Regions from separate parts of the Homo sapiens genome. Here region 2 is linked to region 1. A link is a loop called in an ENCODE intact Hi-C map of the cell type or tissue named here. Cell type or tissue: IMR-90. All regions are shown on one strand.

Region 1 (8,000 bases):
TCAAGGAGAAGGACGGAATCTCTTTTGGAGCTGGGAGCCTTCCTGCCTTTGATTGGGAGATGTGTGACACAAGCGCTCCCTTAGCCGCATTGGCTGGTGTCTCACTAGGTCATGTACCTCCAAGTCCACTGGCTCTGAGCCCAGCCCAGCACTACAACTTGCCTAGGAGTTACAGTCCTTGTGACCTAGCCTGCCTTTTACTGTTATTTAGGACCCCAGAGCACTTTAGCCTGTGGTGGCGAGGCTTGCAGAAACTCCAGTTCCAACCTCCAGGCTGTGTGATTGTCCTGTCCCTGGGGCTGGTCTAAATGCTCCATTCATTGGCATTGGCTGAGTTCTGCCGGGATTGGCAGCACTGCGTTCCGGCTTGTAGTCCCACAGTTGCTGTGCTCTTTCCCCGTGTGCAGCGCAGATTCTTCCTCTGTGCCCTGTGGTTGCTACGAGCGCATGGGGGAGGGCTGGGGTCAGCAATTCAAGACTGTCTTTTCTATCCTCTTCACTGCCTCTTTCAGCAATATGAAGGTACTGTGATTGCTCACATGATTTTTGGTTCTTATGAAGGTGCTTTTTGTGTAGGTGGTTGTCAGATTTGGTGTTCCTGCAGGGAGGACAATCGGTGGAGGCTTCTATTTGGCCATATTGCTCTGCCTCCCATTCCAGCTTGTTTCTATTTTTAATTTTTGTTGCAATGGAGTCTTTTGCCTGGCCCTGAATAATATTTAAATAAATCACAAGGACTTGAAACTACAAAATGTATACTTAGAGCCAAAGTCACCTTACTTGTAAGAACTGGAAATGGGGATAATGCTCTCTATGGTTATGCAGCCTACTCTTTTACTAACCTTTCTGGACTAGATCTTTGAAGTGCGTCTTAGCTTTCCTCCTTTCCTGAAGAGAGCAGAGATAGTGCTGCTTTAACTGTGGTCATACATGTATGAGGAATAACTTTAGTGTGAGCTGTTGGTTTTAAAGAGTCATATATTATTCTATGCACTTTTGTAAGTTCATTTTATAATGAGCAGATTGGTCAACTGACATTTTTGATTATTTGTAATACATGTGTTGCTTGGAATAATACTGTTAATTTCCAGAAATATAAGTGAACCTTAGCTTTTCTGTTGGTGGCTTTTAAACTTTTTATGATGGGAAAATGTGTGAATTTTCTCCTGGGAAAGTATAGACTGGAGACTTAGATACCAGTAGATGAATTGAGGAATTTCTGTGTAGCAGTTTAATATAGAAAAGAGTTAGCTGTCCATGAGGAAGGGCTTTAAGAACAACAATAACTACCAAAAAAAAAAAAAAAAAGAAGAAAAAGAAAAGAATTAGCTGTTAGATAGCTGTGGCTTGAGAATTGGCAAGTCAGAGACAGAACTGTTGCTTTATTGACAACATACTTTTCACACTAATGGAAGTATTAAAAGTATATAGCCTACATTATTGTGGCTGGGCACAGTGGCTCACACCTGTAATCCCAGCACTTTGGGAGGCTGAGGTCAGGAGTTCGAGATCAGGCTGTCCAACATGGCGAAACCCCGTCTCTGGTAAAAATACAAAAATCAACTGAGCATGGTGGCACATGCCTGTAGTCCCAGCTACTCAGAGGGCTAAGGCGCAAGAATTGCTCGAACCTGGGAAGTACAGGTAACAGTGAGCTGAGATCATGCCATTGCACTCCAGCCTGCGTGATGGAGTGAGACTCTTGTCTCCAAAACAAAGCCAGTAAATAGTCTAGATTACTGACATCTAATTTCATGAAATACTTGACATTCTATTCAAGTGTATAGAAAATTTAATTTTGGTAATGTTACATTTTAAAGGCAGTAGTATCCAGGATATATGTATGGGCCAAGAGTTCACGATGAAGTTGCTAAGAGCAACTGCAACAAAAGCAAAAATTGACAAATGGGATCTAATTAAAGAGTTTCTGCACAATCAAAGAAACTGTCAGCAGAGTAAACAGACAACCTATAGAACGGGAGAAAATATTTGCAAACTATTCATCTGATAATGCTCTTATATCCAGAATTTATAAGGAACTTAAATTATAAAGAAAAACACAACCCCATTAAAAAGCAGGCAAAGGACATGAACAGACATTTCTCAAAAGAAGACATACATGTGGCTAACACTCATATAAAAAAAGCTCAACATCACTGATCATTGGAGAAGTGCAAATCAAAACCACAATGAGATATACCATCTCACATCAGCTGGGTGAGATACCATTGCTGGGTATATAACCATAGGAATATAGTTCTATTATAAAGACATATGTATGTGTATGTTCATTGCAGCACTATTCACAACAGCAAAGACGTGGAATCAACCTAAATGCCCATCAGTGGTAGACTGGATAAAGAAAATGCATACGTACATATACACTATGGAATACTATGCAGCCATAAAAAAGAATGAGATCATGTCCTTTGCAGGAACATGGATGGAGCTGGAGGCCATTATCCTTAGCAGACTAACACAGGAACAGAAAACCAAATACCACATGTTCTCATTTATAAGTGGGGGAGCTAAATGATGAGAACACATGGACACATACAGGGGAACCACACATACTGTGGCTTATTGGAGTGGGAGGGTAGGAGGAGGGAGAGGATCAGAAAAAATAACTAATGGATAGTAGGTGTAATACCTGGGTGATGAAATAATCTGTATAACAAATCCCTGTGACACCCGTTTACCTATGTAACAAACCTCCACATCCTGCACATGCACCCCTGAACCTAAAAGTTAAAAAAAAGTTGAAAAGCAGAAAAGAGAAAAATGTTCTGCTTTTCTCTTTGGAATATAATGATGTTTTTTTAACAACTTTATTAAGGAATAATTGACATAAACTGCATAGTTACAGCATACAATTTGATAACTTTTGAGATCCACACATCTCCATGAAATCGCTACAAATAATTTAGTGAATATAACAATCATGCTTTAAAAGTTTTTCTTTGCCACTTTGTAATTTCTGTTTCTCTCCCTTCTTCCCTCATTCCTAGTCTGTCGTGAATCTGCTATCATTATTGGTTTGTTTGCATTTTCTAGAATTGTATGTAAATGGACTTTTGTAGTCTAGTTTCTTCAGTGTTATTTTGAGGTCCAATTATATTGCATGTTTCAGTCCTTCATTCCCTTTTTATTGCTCAATACGATTGCATTGTATGGATTTATCACAAGTTTTAAAATCCATCTACCTGTGGATGGTTATATTAGCTATCTACTGCTGTATAACAGATTATTTGAAAACTTAGTGGCATGAAACAACATGCATGTATTATCTTACAGTTTCTGGGCCAGGAATTTGGGAGTGGCTTAGTTGGGTGACTCTGACTCAGGAATTTCATGAGATTGCCTCAGTCTCTGGTCCTCTGACCAAGGATCCTCTTTGCAGGGATGCTTGAGTGTCCTTATGACATGAAATCTGGTTACTGCTAAAACAAGTGATCCAAGAGCAGCATGGGCAAACAGGAAGCTCCAATGCCTTTTTTTTTTTTTTTTTTAAAGACAGAGTCTCACTCTGTCATCCAGGCTGGAGTGAATGGCATGACCTTGGCTCATTGCAACTTCCGCCTCCCAGGTTGAAGCGATTCTTGTGCCTCAGCCTCCTGAGTAGCTAGGATTACAGATGTGCGCCACCACACCCAGCTAATTTTGGTATTTTTAGTAGAGTTGGGGTTTCACCATGTTGGCCAGGCTGGTCTGGAACTCCTGACCTCAAGTGATCTGCCCGCCTCAGCCTCCCAAAGTGCTGAGACACTGCATCTGGCTGGAAGCTTCAATGCCTTTTATAACCTGGTCTCAGCAGTCACACATTGTTACTTTCTTCATGATACTGTTTGCTAGAAGTAAGTCACTCCATCTAGCCCACACTCAAAGAGCAAAGAATTGGGGCTGCTTTTGAAGAAAGCAGTGTTAAAGAATTTGTTGTCATATTTTAAAGCTACCGCAATGGACTTTGGGGTTGTTTTTAGGTTTTGGCTATTACAAATAAAAATGCTTATTAAAATACATGTAAAAATCTGTGTAGGCATATAGTTTTATTTCTTTATGTGAATAGCCAGGTGTAAAACGGCTAGTTTGTAAGATAGTGTTATGCTTAAATGTTTACTATTTTTAAAGTGAAGACTGTAAGCCATTGCTAAGAGAAAATAAGGAAATATTTAATTTCTTTTATTTATTGTTTATATTAATTTTTAATACAGTCACGCATCATTTAACAACAGTGAAACATTCTGAGAAATGTGTTGTTAGGTGATTTCTTCATTGTGTGAGTATCATAGAATGTACTTATCACAAACCTAGGCAGTGTAGCCTCCTACACACCTAGGCTACGTGGTGTAGTCTATTGCTTTTACGCTGCAAACCTATACAGCATGTTTCTGTAATGAATACGTTAGGCATTTGTAACATAATGGTAGATATTTGTGTATTTAAACATAGAAAAAGTACAGTACAGATACAGTACTATAATTTTATGGGACCACCGTTATATGTGCGGCCTGTCTTTGACCAAAATGTCATTATGCGGCACATGACTGTTTTACATTTCTTTAAAGTGTTAATATCTGTAAAGAAATTAAAACCTACACAAATGTTGTTTTGCAAAGTGGATTGTGCTATTTTACATCAGCAGTGTACAAGAGTGCAGGGGTTCCACATGCTCAGCAACACTTGGCATAGTCACTTTCTAAAATTGTTTATGGTTTTAATTTGCATTTCCTTATTAATAAGTAATGATGTTGAGCATTTTGTTTCTTTGCCATCTATGGATCTTCTTTGGTGAAGTGTCATCTTTTGTTCATTAAAAAAATGGATTTAGGCCGGGCATGGTGGCTCACGCCTGTAATCCCAGCACTTTGGGAGGCCGATGCGGGCGGATCACGGATCAGGAGATCCAGACCATCCTGCCTAACACAGTGAAACCCTTTGTCTACTAAAAATACAAAAAATTAGCTGGGCGTGGTGGTGGGGGGCGCCTGTGGTCCCAACTGCTGGGGAGGCTGAAGCAGGAGAATGGCGTGATCCCGGGAGGTGGAGCTTGCAGTGAGCTGACATCACGCCACTGCACTCCAGGGTGACAGAGCAAGACTCCGTCACACACACACACACACACACACACACACACACACACACACACACGAAAAAGAAAAAATATGGATTTATTGGCCTGGCGTGGTGACTCACGCCTGTAATCCCAGCCCTTTGGAAGGCTGAGGCGGGCGGATCACTTGAGGTCAGGAGTTCATGACCATCCTGGGCAACATGGCGAAACTCTGTCTCTACTAAAAGTACAAAAATTAACTGGCGTGGTGGCATGCCCCTGTAATCCCAGCTGCTTGGGAGGCTGAGGCAGGAGAATCACTTGAACCTGGGAGGCGGAGGTTGCAGTGAGCCGAGATCACACCACTGCACTCCAGCCTGGGCGACAGAGCAAGACCCTGTCCCCCGCCCAAAAAAAAAAAAGGATTTATCTTCATATTTACTGAGTTGTTATATGTTTTGCAGATATTTTCTTCCATGCTTTGGCTTGCCTTTTTCATTTTTGTAGCAGTGTTTTTTAAAGATCAAACTTTTTTTTTATGAAGTCAGTTTATTGATTTTGTTCTTTTGTAGTTTTCTTTTGTGTTCTGTTAGGAAATGTTTGCTTAACCCTATTCAGTAAGATTTTTTTCAATGTTTTCTTGTGGAAGTTTAGGTCTATGATCTATTTCAAGTTAAATTTTATAAATGTTCTGTGGTAACGGTTGAAGTTCTTTTTCCTCTCTATTATTATTAAATTCTTTGCATGTGGCTCTCCAGCTTGCTCTGTACATTTTCCCATCTTTATTGGCACCTTTTGTAAAAAAAATAAATGAATAAAAGCTGACCATATGCGTGGGTAATTTCTGCTTTATTGATCTTTTTGCTTGTCTTTTTTCTTTTTTTTTTTTTCCTGAGACAGTCTTGCTTTGTTTTCTGGGCTAGAGTGCAGTGAAATGAAAATGACTCACTGCAGCCTCCACCTCCTGGGCTCAAGTAATCCTCCTGCCTTAGCCTCCTGAGTAGCTGGGACCACAGGCACATGCTACACCCCTGGCTAATTTTTTGAATTTTTGTCGAGATTGGGGGGTCTCACTTTGTTGCCAAGGCTGGTCTCCAACTCCTGGGCTCAAGTGATCCTCTCAAACTGTTGGGATTACAGACGTGAGCCACTGTACCCAGACTTTACCTGTCTTTATACAGTACCATACTTCATTGATTACTGTAGCTTTCATAGTAAGTCTTGAAATCAGGTAGTATGAGTATTCTAACTCTTTTCCTCTTTTTCAAAGTTATTTTGGCTATTCTAGGTCCTTTATGTTTTCATATAACTTTTAGAATCAACTTTTCAGTTTCTACTGAGATTTGGAGTGGAATTGCGTTGAATGTATAGATCAATTTGAGGTGAATCAACATTTTGCTAATAATAAGTCTTCTAATCTGAATAGTATATGTGTTACTCAAAGTAGAGGGCCATGATTCTGTCTATTTGTGTGTGTATGATTTGCTCACTTTATTTGACAATCAGTGGTTAGTTCTTGTCCACACTGACTTTCGACAGATTTTTGAAAGTGGTGACAGACACATAGGTAATCAATGTATAGAGCTTGTTTGGTGAATGTTCAGCCTCATCATGTTTTCTGGAAAACCACATATGGGATCCTATGAGATATTGCTTGTTCCTTTGTTCCAGACAGCTTTGTTTTGCCTGGTGTCAATGCGCACATCTAGAATTCCCATCTCCTTCATGGCAAATTTCTGGATCTCTTTGAGTGCCTGAGGGCCATGCTTCTTGAAGCCCACTCCATGGATGTGCTTCTGAATGTTGCTGGTGTACCCTCGGGTCACCTTATCGATGGCAGGATGTTTCTTCTTGCCGCCCATCTTTGTGGAGCCGTTCTGCTGGACCCAAATTAGAAAAGAAGAGCATGAAAGATTGTCTCCATTTGTTTTTTTTTTTAATTTCTCTGAGCATGTTTTGTAGTCATCACTGTGCAAGTCTTGCATATTTTTTGTCAAATTCATCCTTAAGCATTTCCTATTTGTTATTATAAATGGCTTTTTTTGTTTGTTTGTTTTCAGATGGAGTTTCGCTCCTGTTGCTCAGGCTGGAGGGGCAATGGCGTGATCTCGGTTCACTGCAAGCTCTGCCTCCCGGGTTCAAGCGATTCTCCTGCCTCAGCCTCCCAAGTAGCTGGGATTACAGGGATGTGCCACCACGCCCGGCTGATTTTGTATTTTTAGTAGAGACGGGGTTTCTCCCTGTTGGTCAGGCTGGTCTCAAACTCCCGACCTCAGGTGATCTGCCCGCTTTGGCCTCCCAAAGTGCTGGGATTACAGGCGTGAGCCACAGCGCCTGGCCAGTATTTTTTTTTTAATGTTCAGTTTCTATTTGTTCATTGCTGGTCTTAGAAATACAACTGATTTTTGTATTTTGACTTTGTTTCTACAGCCTTCTTAAACTCACTTATTAATTTTAGCAGTTTTTTTTTTGCAGGTTCCATAGTGTTATCTATAGAGCTGATCACATCATCTGTGGATAAAGACAATTTTATATTCTTCCTTTCTAATCTGTATGCTTTTTATTTCTTGTATGATTGCATTGCTAGAATTTCTAGTGTAATGTTGAATAGAAGTGATGAGTAGGCATTCCTGGCCTTGGTCCTGATCTGAGGGTGAAAGTAGCCTTTTGCCACTAGCCAGGATGTTAGATACAGATTTTTCATATGTCCCCTTTATTACGCCAAGGAAGGTACCTTATATGTCTATATTCCTGAGAGTTTTTAAAAATCAGGAAGGGAAGATTTTTGTTGCAGTGCTTTTTTGTGTCTGTCATACAGTTTGTTTTTTAAGTCTGTTAACATGGTGAATTATGTTGATTTTTTTGAATGTTAAATCCATCTTTCATTCCTGGAATATATCCCAGTCGGTCATGATGTATTTTCCTTCCTATGTATTCTTATGTCATTACT
Region 2 (8,000 bases), 82 kb before region 1:
ACCCTCCGGCTCTTGGGTTCAAGCAGTTCTCCTGCCTCAGCCTCCCGAGTAACTGGGATTATAGGCGTGCACCTCCACGCCTGGCTAATTTTTTGTATTTTTAGTAGAAACGGAGTTTCACCATGTTAGCCAGGCTGGTCTCGAACTCCTGACCTCAGGTGATCCGCCCGCCTCAGCCTCCCAAAGTGCTGGGATTACAGGCATAAGCCACCATGCCCGGCTAGATACGATTCTTGTTCAGTAACTTAGAATAACTTTTTTTTTAAAAAGGGTGTTTGTGGGTGAATTATGTTTGAGAGACAGAGTCTTACTTGTTATCCAGGCTGTTCTCCAACTCCTGGACTCAGGTGATTCTCCTGCCGCAGCCTCCTGAGTAGCTGGGATTACAGGTATGAGTCACCATGCCCAGTCAGGTGAAAGGTTTTAATGGGCGAAAGACATTGGAATAAAATGTGACTACTAAATACACCTCAGTTATGTGTTGCTATTAAGTCTGGATTGGTGCCAATCTTGTCTCCTTCCTTTGCCTTCCATCTTTATAATAAACTTTTAGCAACTGCCTGTTAATACAGTGGGTAAGGGCTGAGGGGAAATTTTTTTTTTTTTTAATCTCAGAAGCAGTAGAATGGAATTATAAAGTAATTTTATTATGAACCAAAATACAGGAATCCTGACTGGGTGTGGTGGCTCAAACCTGTAATCCTAGCACTTTGGGAGGCTGAGGTGGGCAGATCAGTTGAGGTCAGGAGTTCGAAACCAGCCTGGCCAGCATGGTGAAACACCATCTCTACTAAAAATACAAAAAAATTAGGTGGGCGTGATGGTGGGCACCTGTAATCCCAGCTACTCGGGAGGCTGAGGCAGGAGAATTGCTTGAACCTGGGAGGCAGAGGTTGCAGTGAGCTGAGATTGCGCCACTGCACTCCAGCCTGGGGGACAGAGTGAGACTCCATCTCAAAAAAAAAAAAAAGAAAATTCTTGCAGGTGGGGCGCAATGGCTTACATTTGTAATCCCAGCACTTTGTGAGGTCGAGGTGGAAGGATTGCCTGAGACCAGCCTGGGCAACATAGAGACCTTGTCTCTAATTTTAATGAAAAAAAAAAAAAAAAAAAAGCATGTAAAGTAGGACTTATCCTCATTTTAAAAATGTGGGTTTTTTTTTGCTTTTTTTTTTTTTTTTTTTTGAGACAGAGTCTCACACTGTCGCCCAGGCTGGAGTGCAGTGGTGCAATCTCCACTCACTGCAACCTCCACCTCCCTGGTTCAGGTGATTCTCCTGCCTCAGCCTCCCGAGTAGCTGGGATTACAGGCGCCTGCCACCACACCTGGCTAATTTTTTATATTTTTAGTAGAGACGGGGTTTCACTATGTTGGCCAGGCTGGTCTTGAACTCCTGACCTTGTGATCCACCAGCTTCGGCCTCCCAAAATGCTGGGATTGCAGGTGTGAGCCACCTCGACCAGACTCAAAAATGTTTTAAAAAATCCGGAAAAATCTGCAACTGGACATTTTGATAGATTAATTGACTTTTTAAAAATAGTTACTTCTTTTGCTAGTAATTGACTTTCTTAATGGTGAACTTTCACATGGTGGTCCTGGAAGAGAATTCACTCATTTACTCTATATGTTAAGCCAAAGGCTTTAATTTCATTTGTTAGGCTGGGTGCAGTAGCTTATGCTATAATCTCAACAGTTCAGGAGGCTGAGGAGGGAGGATCACTTGAGGCCAGGAGTTTGAAATCAACCTAGGCAACAGAGTGAGACCCTGTCTTTACAAAAAAAAAAAAATTAGCCAAATGTGGCCCACGCCTGTAGTCCCAGCTACTCAGGAGGCTGAGGCAGGAGGATTGTGATGCCCTGGAGTTTGAGGTTACAGTGAGCTATGGTGATGCCACTGTACTCCACCTTGGAAGACAGAGCAAGACCCTGTCTCTTTAAAAAAAATTATTAAATATTGTGTCAGTTAAATTTGCGTTGTTTATGGTGTCTTTTATCATATAGAAATTTAAAAGCTGGCTTTTGTTTATTGCCTAGCAAAGTTTCCCTACCCCATTATATTTTTCTGTCATTTTATAGTGATTTTAAGTTTCATGTAATGCAACTGGGTCTTAGTTTTGATTGTAGCAGATAATCTAATTTTATTTTCTTCCTAATGAAAACCACTTGTTCTAACACCTTTAAAAAAAATTCATTCTTCATTGATTTAAAATGAATCGCACATCCCTTTTGTGATGTGCGGGAGGACAAATTTCCTCTTGTTATATGTTTTACATATTTAGTCTTTACAGTACTTTTTTCTTCAATTTCAGAAGAGGATATGTCTTTCTATGTATTTTGGCCTTATTTATTTAAAACTTTTTATTATTTGGCCTTATTAAAATTTCAGGGATGATTCAACTATATGGTATTTAGGAAGAGACATACTTTAGATTTAAGGACATAAATAGGTTGAAAGTAAAAGACAAACCATGCAAACAGTACCCAAAAGAGAGGTGGAGTGGCTGTGCTAATATCAGATAAAATAGACTTTAAGACAAAAATTACTACAGGCAAGTATAATAAGAGGGCTGGGCATGGTGGCTCACTCCTGTAATCCCAGCACTTTGGGAGGCTGAGGTGGGCAGATCGCTTGATCTCTTGAGTTCGAGACCAGGCTGGGCAACATGATGAAACCCTGTCTCTACCCACAATACAAAAAAACCGTTGGCTGGGCATGGTGGCACATGTCTGTGGTCCCAGCTACTCAGGAGGCTGAGGTGGGAGGATCACTTGAGCCTGGGAGAGGTGGAGGTTGCAGTGAGCTGAGATCGTGCCACTGCACTCCAGCCTGGGTGACAGTGGGACTTTGTCTCCAAAAAAAAAAAATATATATATATATACATATATATGTATATATCTGTGTGTGTGTATGTGTATAAAAATAAAAGGGTCAATCCATAAGAAAGACATAATGACTATAAATATATATTCACTTAGCTGAGCTCCAAAATACACGAAACAAAAACAGCATTGCAGGCAGAAATAGACAATTCAGCAATCATAGTTTGAGATATAAATACTTCCAATAATGGGTGGAACAACCAGGCAGATGATTAATAAGGAAATAGAAGATGTGAACAGTGCTATAAACCAAGAAGACTTACTAGTTATCTATAGAACACTTCATACAGCAGCAGCAGAATTCACATTCTTCTCGAGTTTACATGAAGTATCCTCCAGCATAGAGTATGATGTTAGGCCATTAAACAAGCCTCAATAAATTTTAAAGTATTGAAATCATACAAAATATTTTCTGACCATAAGGGGATAAAATTTGAAATCAATAACAAGGAAATCTGAAAAATTCACAAATATGTAGAAATTAGCAGTACACTTCTAAGTAAACAGTGGATCAAAGAAGTCACAAGCAAAATGAAGAAATATTTTCAGATGAATGAAAACAAAAATAGAACACGCCAAACTTATGGGATGCAGCTAAAGCACTGCTTAGAGAGAAATTTATACCTGCAAACACTAATATTAAAAAAAAAAGAGGCCGGGTGCAGTGGCTCATCCCTGTAATCCCAGCACTTTGGGAGGCCGAGGTGGGTGGATCACGAGGTCAGGAGATTGAGAGACCAACATGGTGAAACCCCGTCTCTACTAAAAATACAAAAATTAGCTGGGCATGGTGGCACACACCTGTAATCCCAGCTACTCGGGAGGCTGAGGCAGGAGAATCACTTGAACCCGGGGGGCAGAGGTTGCAGTGAGCCAAGAGTACGCCACTGCACTTCAGCCTGGACAACAGAGTGAGACTCTGTCTAAAAAAAAAAGAGATCTCAAAATAGTAGCTAATCTTCACCCCAGCAAACTAGAAAAAGAAGAGTAAGCAAATCTCAAAGCAGCGAAAGGGAAGAAACTAAAAAAGGTAGAGCAGAAATAAGAGAAAATAGAGAAGAGAACAATTGAGAAAAATAATTGAAACCAAAAGGTGGTTCTTTGAAAAGCCTAACAAAATGGACACATCTTTAGTTAGAGTGACCAAGAAAAAAGGGCAGTGACTCAGATTACTTCATTCAAGAGTGAAAGAGGGCACATCACTACCAATTTACAGAAATAAAAAGGATTATGAGGAAATACTACAGATAATTGATGACATTAACTTAGAAGAATATATTTCAAGAAAGACACAAACTACTGAAACCGACTCAAGAAGAAACAGAAAATCTGAACAGACCTATAAAAAATAGAGATTTAATTGATATTCAGAAAGTTTCCCAAAAAGAAAAGCACTGGCCAAGATGACTTCACTGGTGAATTCTATCAAGTGTTCAAAGATGAATTACTGACATTCATTCACACTCCTTTAAGAAATAGAAGAGGAGACATCACTTTTCAAAGCATCGAGATTCCTAATCATTAGTCCATTGTTATCCTGCTACCAAAGCCAGGTGATGTATCACAAAAAAACCCTACAGACCAGCTGGGCACAATGGCTTATGCCTATATTCCCAGCACTTTGGGAGGCCGAGGCAGGAGGATTGCCTGAGCCCAGGGGTTTAGTCTGGGCAACACAGGGAGACCCTGTCTCTACCAAACCAAATCAAACAAAAAAAATTAGCTAAGTGTGATAGCATGCGTCTGTGGTTCCAACTACTTGAGAGGCTGAGATGGGAGGATTGCTTGAGCCCAGAATGTTGAGGCTACAGTGAGCTGTATTTGCGCCACTGCACTCCAGCCTGGGTGACAGAGCAAGATCCTGTCTCAAAAAACAAAAAAACAAAACCAGGCCAAACATGGCGGTTCATTCCTGTAATCCCAGCACTTTGGGAGGCCACAGTGGGAGGATTGCTTGCGTCCAGGAGTTCGAGATCAGTCTGGGCAACATAGTGAGACCTTGTCTCTATAAAAAAATTAAAAATTAGTTGTGTGTGGTGGTACATGCCTATAGTCCCAGCTCCTCAGGAGGTTGAGGCAGGAGGACCACTTGAGCCTGGGTAGTTGAGGCTTTGGTGAGCTGTGATGGTGCCACTGCACTCAGCCTGTGTGACATAGTGAGACCTAGTCTCAAAACAAAAATGAAACAAACCCACCAAAAACAAAGCAAACAAACCCTACAGACCAGTATTCCTTATGAATGCAGATACAAAAATCTTTGACGAAAGTACTAGCAAACTGAATATAGCACCATATAAAAAGGATTGTACACCATGACCAAGTCATAGTTATCCCAGGAATGCAAAGTTGATTTAATATACAAAAATCAATCAATGCAATATACTATAATAATAGGGTAAAGTATTAAAACAACACAATCATCTCAATAGATGCAGAAAAAGCATTTGACAAAATCTAACACTCATGATAAAACTATTCAAAAAACTAAAAATAGAAAATTTCCTAACTTGATCCTAATTTGATAACGGCCATCTTTAAAACACCCTCAGCTAACATCATATTTAGTGGTGAAGGACTAAAAGCTTTCCCCTAACATAAGGAGCAAGAAGCCTGTCACCACTTCTGTTCAACACTGTAGCAGAGGATAGAGCCAGAGCAGTTAGGCTGGAAAGAGAAATTAAAGGCATCCATATAGGAAAAGAAATAGTAAAACTATATTTTTAGATAATAAGTCTTGTACAATCAGCCTTTGTATCTATGGGTTCCACTTTTGTGAGTCAATCAATCATGGATTGAGAATATTTTGGAAAAAAACAATAAAAAATAACGATAACAAAGTACAAATAAATAGTATAACAACTATTTACACATAACATTTACATTGCATTAGGTATTAGAAATAATCTAGAGATGATTTAAAGTATATAAGATGATGTATGAAGGTTATTTGCAAATACAGTGCCATTTTATATACAGACTTGAGCATCCGTGGATTTTGGTATTAGTGGGTAGTGCAGGGGGTGGGCAGGGGGAGTCCTGGAACCAATGTCCTATGGATACCAAGGGATGAAGGTATATAGAAAATGCTAAGGAATCCACAAAAATCAGTTATAACTAGTAAGTTCAGCTAGGATGTAGTCTATAAGATCAATGTACAAAAATTATTTGTATTTCTGTATACTAACAAAGAAAACCAATCTGTCTATAGTGGCGTCAAAAAGAGGAAAGTACTTAGAAGACAGTACACTGAAAACACCATTGAAAGACATTAAAGACCTGAATAAATGGAAATACATCCCATGTTCATGGATCAGAAGGCTGAATATTGTTAAGATGGCAATATTCCCCAAATTGATCTACAAACTAAACGCAATCTCTATGAAAATTCCAACCGGTTTCTTTGAAGAAATTGTCAAGCTGATCCTAAAATTCATGTGGAAATATAAGTAACCCAGAACAGCCAAAACAATCTTGAAAAAGAACGAAGTTGGAGGATTCAATTTCCAATTTCAAAAGTTACTACAAAGTGATTGTAATGAAGACGGTGTAGTACTGGCATAAGGATAGACATATAGATCAGTGAAATAGAATTGAAGAGTCCAGAAACAAAGCCTTGCATTTATGGTGAGCCAGTTTTAACAGAGGTACCCAGACAATTCAATGCGTGAAAGAATAGTCTTTTGAACAAATGGTGCAAAGACAACTGAATATCCACACGTGAAAGTATGAAGTTGGAGCCCTATCTTATGTCATAGGCAAAAATTAACTCAAAATAGATCACAGGCCTGCATGGAAGACCTAAAACTATAAAGCTCTTAGGAGAAAACAGAATTAAATCTTTGTGACCTTGAATTAGGCAATGGTTTCTTAGGTATGAAATTTAAAGTACAAGGAACCCAAGAAAAGATTGATAAATTGAATTTCATTAAAATTAAAAACTTTCATGCTTCAAAGGACACAGAACATTAAAAGTCATGCACAAAATGAGAGAAAATATTTGCAAATTATACCTGTTAAGGGATTTGTATCTAGAGAATGTAAAGCTCTGCAACTCGAAGGACAAATAATCCAATTAAAGAATGGGCAAAGGATTTGAGTAAGTATTTCTTCAAAGAACATACCCAAATGGTCAATAAGCACATGAAAATATGCTCAACATCATTAACTAGCAATGCATATAAATACAAATAAAATCATGGTGAGATACGACTTCATACCCACTAGGATGGCTATACTGGAAAAGACAGATAATAACCAGCATTGGGAAGAATGTGGAGCTGTTAGAACCCTCATGCACTGCCAGTGGGAATGTAAAATGGTGAGCCACATTGGAAGAGTTTGGGAGTTCCTAAGATAAGAAGTTAAACATAGAGGCTGGGTGCGGTGCCTCATGCCTGTAATCCCAGCACTTTGGGAGGCCGAGACGAGTGTATCATGAGGTCAGGAGATCGAGACCATCCTGCCAAACATAGTGAAACCCCATCTCTACTAAAAATACAAAAAAAAAAAAAAAATTAGTCGGGCATGGTCGCATGTACCTGTAGTCCCAGCTACTCGGGAGGCTGAGGCAGGAGAATGGCGTGAACCCAGGAGGTGGAGCTTGCAGTGAGCCGAGATCACGCCACTGCACTCCAGCCTGGGTGACAGAGCGAGACTCTGTCTTGGGGAAAAAAAAGAAAAGTTAAACATAGAGTTACCATATGAGTTCTAGCGAGCCATTCCACTTCTAGGTGTATACCCAAGAGAAATGAAGATATATACCCACAAAACTTTGTACAAGGATGTTCATAGGAGCATTATTCACTGCCAAAAAGTGAAACAACCTGTGTCCGTACATGGATAAATAAGATATGAAGTATCTATACAAATGGAATTAAGGTATTCAGCTGTCAAATGGAATGAAATACTGTTATATGCCATAATATGGATGAACCTTGGAAACATTTTACTAAATGAAATAAGCCAAACACAAAAGCCATATATTATATAATTTTATGTGAAATGTCCAGAATAGGCAAATTTGTAGAGCCAAAATAGATTAGTGATTTCTAGGGGTTGGAGGGTGAGGGAAATGCAATTAGTGGTTGCTAACGGATATGGGGTTTCTTTTGGGAGTGAT

Evidence for each region. Peaks named below come from ENCODE experiments on the same cell type or tissue, not always from the same donor. Only the 100,000 strongest peaks of a DNase experiment are listed, where the experiment ranks them.
Region 2: it touches region 1 in a loop (1.8-fold over the local background); 12 of 110 quality-filtered maps call a loop at or near these places.

Annotation. Positions count from the first base shown.
Region 1 is chr3:195,348,590-195,356,589 of GRCh38, reverse strand. The region is part of intron 4 of ACAP2 (ArfGAP with coiled-coil, ankyrin repeat and PH domains 2); the gene reads left to right. It also overlaps the pseudogene RPL31P22. Among named protein-coding and RNA genes, the nearest start is that of XXYLT1, 81 kb to the right of the region's middle. In IMR-90, no CTCF peak of the experiment used is centred here; a DNase peak (open chromatin) is centred at 3,359; H3K27ac peaks cover 561 bases.
Region 2 is chr3:195,431,000-195,438,999 of GRCh38, reverse strand. All of the region lies in intron 1 of ACAP2 (ArfGAP with coiled-coil, ankyrin repeat and PH domains 2), which reads left to right. Among named protein-coding and RNA genes, the nearest start is that of ACAP2, 8.0 kb to the left of the region's middle. RefSeq lists an enhancer at 4,717-5,217. In IMR-90, no CTCF peak of the experiment used is centred here; no DNase peak of the experiment used is centred here.